2 separate regions of the Homo sapiens genome follow, and region 2 is linked to region 1. A link is a contact called in ENCODE Hi-C or POLR2A ChIA-PET data. All regions are on one chromosome and are shown on one strand. The core of a region is the stretch at or near the end of the contact, and the rest is flanking DNA. Distances in the headings are between cores, read along the strand shown.

What was found. Hi-C counts contacts between places; a loop is a spot of excess contacts on that map. ChIA-PET counts read pairs that join two places held with the same protein, here RNA polymerase II (POLR2A). Pooled maps may share reads with other maps.
Region 2: a pooled map shows a loop between it and region 1 (1.8-fold over the local background). The contact joins two enhancer-like sites. A Hi-C loop is called at or near these places in 1 of 168 maps with a recorded cell type or tissue (dorsolateral prefrontal cortex), 2 of 37 single-sample maps with no recorded cell type and 8 of 50 pooled maps. POLR2A ChIA-PET finds 5 or more read pairs at or near these places in 6 of 52 experiments (OCI-LY7, WTC11, activated CD4-positive, alpha-beta T cell and 3 more).

The regions. Positions count from the first base shown.
Region 1 is chr20:2,982,799-2,985,498 of GRCh38, forward strand. All of the region lies in intron 6 of PTPRA (protein tyrosine phosphatase receptor type A), which reads left to right. Among named protein-coding and RNA genes, the nearest start is that of GNRH2, 59 kb to the right of the region's middle. Within about 2 kb of position 1,398, at least 4 of the 41 ENCODE cell types and tissues checked have a DNase peak (open chromatin) inside an H3K27ac peak, as active enhancers do.
Region 2 is chr20:2,946,172-2,948,871 of GRCh38, forward strand. PTPRA (protein tyrosine phosphatase receptor type A) reads left to right here. Exons shown (of 24, transcript NM_001385305.1): 3 at 1,811-1,853. Among named protein-coding and RNA genes, the nearest start is that of PTPRA, 74 kb to the left of the region's middle. Within about 2 kb of position 1,425, at least 4 of the 41 ENCODE cell types and tissues checked have a DNase peak (open chromatin) inside an H3K27ac peak, as active enhancers do.

The sequences.
Region 1 (2,700 bases), core at 148-2,647:
CGATTCTCCTGCCTCAGCCTCCTAAGTAGCTGAGATTACAGGCATGTGCCACCACACCTGGCTAATTTTTTTTGTATTTTTAGTAGAGATGGGGTTTCACCATGTTGGCCAAGCTGGTCTCGAATTCTTGACCTCATGATCTGCCCACCTCGGCTTCCCAAAGTGCTGGGATTGCAGGCGTGAGCCACTGTGCCTGGCCGTAACAGCTAAAATGAAGTACACACTGTGTGCTAGTTACTGTGCCAACAACTTTACATGAAAGATCTCATTTAATACGCAGAATAACTTATTTCAGAAATGAGGAAACTGAGACTTATGATCCTAATTTAGTATTAGGAAGTCAGAGAAGACCTGTGTGGGAAAAGTGACACACAGAGAACCAGACAAGTAGGAGATAACCAGGCAAAGAACAGAGAGAGGCTGTGTAAAGCAGAAGGAATAACATGCTCAAAGGCCTGAGGATGAATGAATGAAAGCATGGAAGGACACCAGTGGCTGAAATTGAGTGAGCAAGGAAAGAGTGCAAGAGATAGGGCAGGTAGGGGCTAAATCGAGGGGGTTGTTAGAGTCCAGGATAAGGAGATTAGATTTCATTCTGAGGCATGAGAAACTGTTGGAGGGTTTTACCTAAGAGTGGGACACAACCTGAGTTGCTTTCCTAGAGATCACTCTGCTTTGTGGAGAATGGATTGGCAGGGGCAGAGGCTTACTGTGATCCAGGTGAGAGAGGATGGAGGTTGGGACTACACTGGTGGCAATAAAAAAAATGCAAAAAAAAAAAAAAAAAAAGGCAGACAGATTTGAAGTTTTAGATATATCTCCAAAATATATTATTTGCAGCTGTGCTAGATATAGAAGATAAGTGTGAGGAAGAAATCAAGGGGGTTTCCACATTTCTTACTTGAGCAACAGGGTGGGTTGGAGTACTAGCTACTGAATGGTGAGGGAAAGGTTTTAAACACAGAAAGCTTGTGTTGCCTATGAAATTTAAAGTGGAGGTGGCAAATAGGCAGTTGAGAATCTGGAACTCAGAAAAGAGGTCTGATCAAGCAAAGCAACTGTGGGAATTGCTAGCATGGCATTTATATTTACAGTCATCTCTCTGATCAGATTAACTAGATATAGAGAAGAGTGCCAAGGACAGAGCCCTGAGGAATTCCCACATTTAGAGATCTGGTGTTGGAAGAGGAACAGATAGTGAGGGAAACTGAGATGGGCAGACGAGATAGAAGGAAAATCAGAGGAGTGTTTCGTTGTGGAAAGCTAAGAGAGGAAAGTGCTTCAGAGAGGAAGGAGTGATCAGCCAGTCTGAACACTCATTTTAAGGTGAGAGCCACATACCACAGTATGTTTGAAACTTACCATTAACAAAGAAGCGTCATGTAATGTCTTCCATCTCTAAAAACAAAACCAAAAAAAACCCATCTGTCCACCTCACTCACATCTCCCTCCATCTGTCATTCCTTTCCTCTGCATCCCTTAATGTTAAAAGTCCCCACGAAAGGACCCAGTGTCTCACTGTCCTTTTTCTATCTTTATTTCACTCCATTTAGGCTTTCTCACCCATATTCAACTGAAAATACTCTTGGAAAGGTCACCAGTAGCCACCGTCTTGTCAAATCTGGTTTCACTTCTCTGTCTCATCCTTCTTAAGTCTGTAGGCAGTATTTGATTGAATTGATTGCTCCCTCCTTGAAAAACTCTGCTCTTGGCTTCTATGACACTACATTCTTAGATTAACCTCTCACCTCATGGCTACTGCTTATGGGTCAGTTTAGCTTTTAACAGAATGTAAATCCAGTTATATATCTCCTCTGTTCAAAGCCCTTCGATGACATAGTGTTTCTCATCACACTCAGAATTAAATCCACAATCATTACAATGGACTCCCAAGTCCTAAGTCTGCTGGCTTTTGCCCACCTCTCTGGCATCTTATATTGAACTGGCCTTTGTGCTGTTTCTTGAACCTGCCAAGCTCCTGAGAGCTACCATGCTTGCTGTTCCCAGTGTCTAGAAAGCTCTTCACCCAGATCTTTGCGTGGTTCACTTCACGTTATTTAGAGCTCTGCTTGTATATTACTTCCTCAGAGAGACCTTCCCAGACCACTGTATCACTGCTCCCCAACCTGTCACTTTCTCTCTCCCCACCCTGCTTTTTATTCCTCATAGCACTTGTCCCTGTCTAAAATTAAGTATTGACTTGTTTATAAACAGTGTCTTCCTTCCTCCCCACAGAATGGAAGCTTTCTATCACTTGTCTCCTTGAACACTTCTCTGTTCCTAGTGTCTCAAACAATGGCATGCAATTGCTGGCCCACAGATATTTGAATGAATGCTGCTAAAAGGTTGAATCAGATGAGGATGGGAATGTTCCTGTTGGATTTGGCAATATGCCATTTGTTGGTGTTCTGGCTGAGCAGTTTAAACAGAGCACTGAGGGTGGGAGTCAGGGCAAATAGATTAAGGAGAACCTGAAGGTAAGGAATTAGACAAGACGAATTAGACAACTGTGTTTCGGAAAGTCAGCTGAGAAGAGAGACGCGAGGCTGGTGGTAGCTGGGGGAGGGTAAATGAGGTCAAGAAGACAAGTCTTTGAGTTGACAGCAGTGGATGTAATCCAGAGCACACATGACAGGATGGAAGAGACTTGTCTTCCCTTTTAGCAGGTAGGAAAATGGTGAAGATAGTTACCAAGCCACT
Region 2 (2,700 bases), core at 175-2,674, 37 kb before region 1:
AGTGTGAAGACTAGATGACAACCAAAAAAGTATGTGGGAGGAGGGAGGGGAGGTTGCGCAGTGGGGAGTTGAGATTGACTTAGAACTGTATTAATGAGCTTTCCCCCCAACCCCCATTTTTCTCCCATTTACCTTCAGAAAAATTAGTGATTTGGCTACCAGTGAATCTAGGCTCCAGGTGTAGCTCTGTAGTTTTGGACTAGTTACCTAATTCTTCATTCACAACAAAACAGAAGGAGAGAGGAAAAAGAGAGCAAACATGGAATTGGGATGGGAAGTAAGAGAGCACATGAGGAGAGAGACTATGTCAAGTTTCTTCGTATTCCTTTTTTAATTACAGAAGAAAAGATGGGATAAAAATATTCCATCTTATTTCTCTGTTTAAAAGAAAGAGTAGGCCGGGCATGGTGGCTCACACCTGTAATCCCAGCACTTTGGGAGGCTGAGGCAGGCGGATCACAAGGTCAGGAGTTTGACACCAGCCTGACCAACATGGTGAAACCCCATCTCTACTAAAATTACAAAAATTAGCCGGGCGTGGTGGCGCATGCCTGTAATCCCAGCTACTTGGGAGGCTGAGGCAGGAGAATCGCTTGAACCCGGGAGGCAGAGGTTGCAGTGAGCCGAGATCACGCCACTGCACTCCAGCCTGGGCAACAGAGCGAGACTCCTTCTCAGAAAAAAAAAAAATAATAATAATAAAATAAATAAAAGAAAGAGTAAATGAATCAAAATGAAGAGAAGCCATTTTATCTGCCTCCTGGATGAAGAGTTTCATTGATGAACCTGAAATGTTTTGGTTAACATGAGAAAGGAGGGTGAGAAGATGCCTGAGATGTGAGCTCCTTGAGGACAGGAGCTGCTTTCTCTCTCCAGCCTGGCACAAGACAAGGAACTTAGTTGAATGAATGAGCAAATAAGTGGTTCTCTGCTTTGAAGGAACTTGGACTGTCATTACCTTGCAAATCAGGTTTACCATTTATTTGCTTTATATAAGTTCCAGAAAGAAACTATTTCCTCTCATAATATTACTACCCTAAACTTCTGGTCTGATCTATGGATTGTAGAGCTTAAATTTCCTCAAACCCCAACAGTCAGAGATTGTTACACCAAGATAAATAGCATATTTCTCAGCGCCTTGTATTTTCTGTCTTTGGCCACAGACCTTAGGACTTAGGCTGATATTTGAGAAGGAAAAACTGGAATTTAGTAGAATTATACTTCCTGTATCTTAATTTTCCAACTCTTATATAAGGTTTGCTTTTTCTAGAGAGAGACTAATCTGGAATGAGAATGAATTCTCATCAGTAAAGGCAAAGCTTTAAGTGGGTCATCTGACTTTGCTTTTGTGCTCTACATTCACCCTGCTCATAAAAGGTCCTTTCATGAGTTTTCTAGGCTTTCATCACTGCCAGCGTCTCCACAGGCATTGTGAAAGTATTAAACTTCCTACCCTCCCCCATGCTTGTCTCATGGACTCTTTCGTAGAGTGCACAGTGGACTGTGTTTAGCTCAGCAGGAACTCTTTGCAAACACTGAATACATGAACAACCCCCCTGGAAAGATAAGAGATTTCAGTATTGCTTGGTGTCATAGCCGCAGAAGTTAGTGTCTGCCAGTATCTGATGAATATGGTGACTTGCAGCCTAATTTTTGTGAAATTATGAGGCCAAAGTTTAAGAAGTGTTCATGTTAAAGTTACTTATATATAAAATTTGCCTATCGATAATTTCTGTCAATAGGAGGTTGATGAATGCTTCACATAACCTAGATACTCCTAATTAACTGTTTTTTATTTCTTTTTTTCTAGGACACATGTTCAAAGAGCATAATTAACTTTTTAAAAGAAGCTAGTAAGTACTGAAATAGTTTTTTAAGTTTTTTCTACAAGAATAGAGGAAGAAAGGAAACATGGAATTCTGAAGGGCTACTTAGCAAGCTGCTTATGGCATAATCTGGGGTGGGGGTGCATAGTAAAGGATTTGCATTTTACTGAGACCGATACATGTCAAGGGAATGGTATTTAAAATTAGTGATATGTGTTGATTTTTCAAGGACTATAGCCCATCAACTACAATAGGCTCCAAAAAATTCTGGTGAAATTAGCTTCTTGGAGCCTTCCAGTTTACCTACTATGTTATTCCCACTATAAAATATTCTCAACTTTTGGGGTTTTAGCCACTTAAGTTTTTTATTTTCTCTAATGTCTCTAGTATCTGCTTTAGTTTCCTGTCAATGCTAGACTCTGTGGTTCAGCAGTTCATCCATTCTCTTCCCAGTACTCAACCTCGTTGCTTATAGTTTCATTACATTCATCTAGCAAAACCTTAATTCTGTATGTTTGCCATACCATTAGTGCTTAGAGCATTTTTTCAGAAAAGAATCCTGGAAAAATGGATCTTATCTCACCTGGGCCCTCAGGACTGCTGGGCTGCCTGGTGTCAGCACTTCCCGCCATTTTCTATAGCACCAGTATTATTCTTAATACTTTAAAAAACCACCAGGCACGGTGGCTCACGCCTGGAATCCCAGCACTTTGGGAGGCCAAGGTGGGCGGATCACAAGGTCAGGAGATCAAGACCATCCTGGCTAACACAGTGAAACCCTGTCTGTACTAAAAATAGAAAAAAATTAGCTGGGCGTGGTGGCGGGCACCTGTAGTCCCAGCTGCTGGGGAGGCTGAGGCAGGAGAATGGCGTG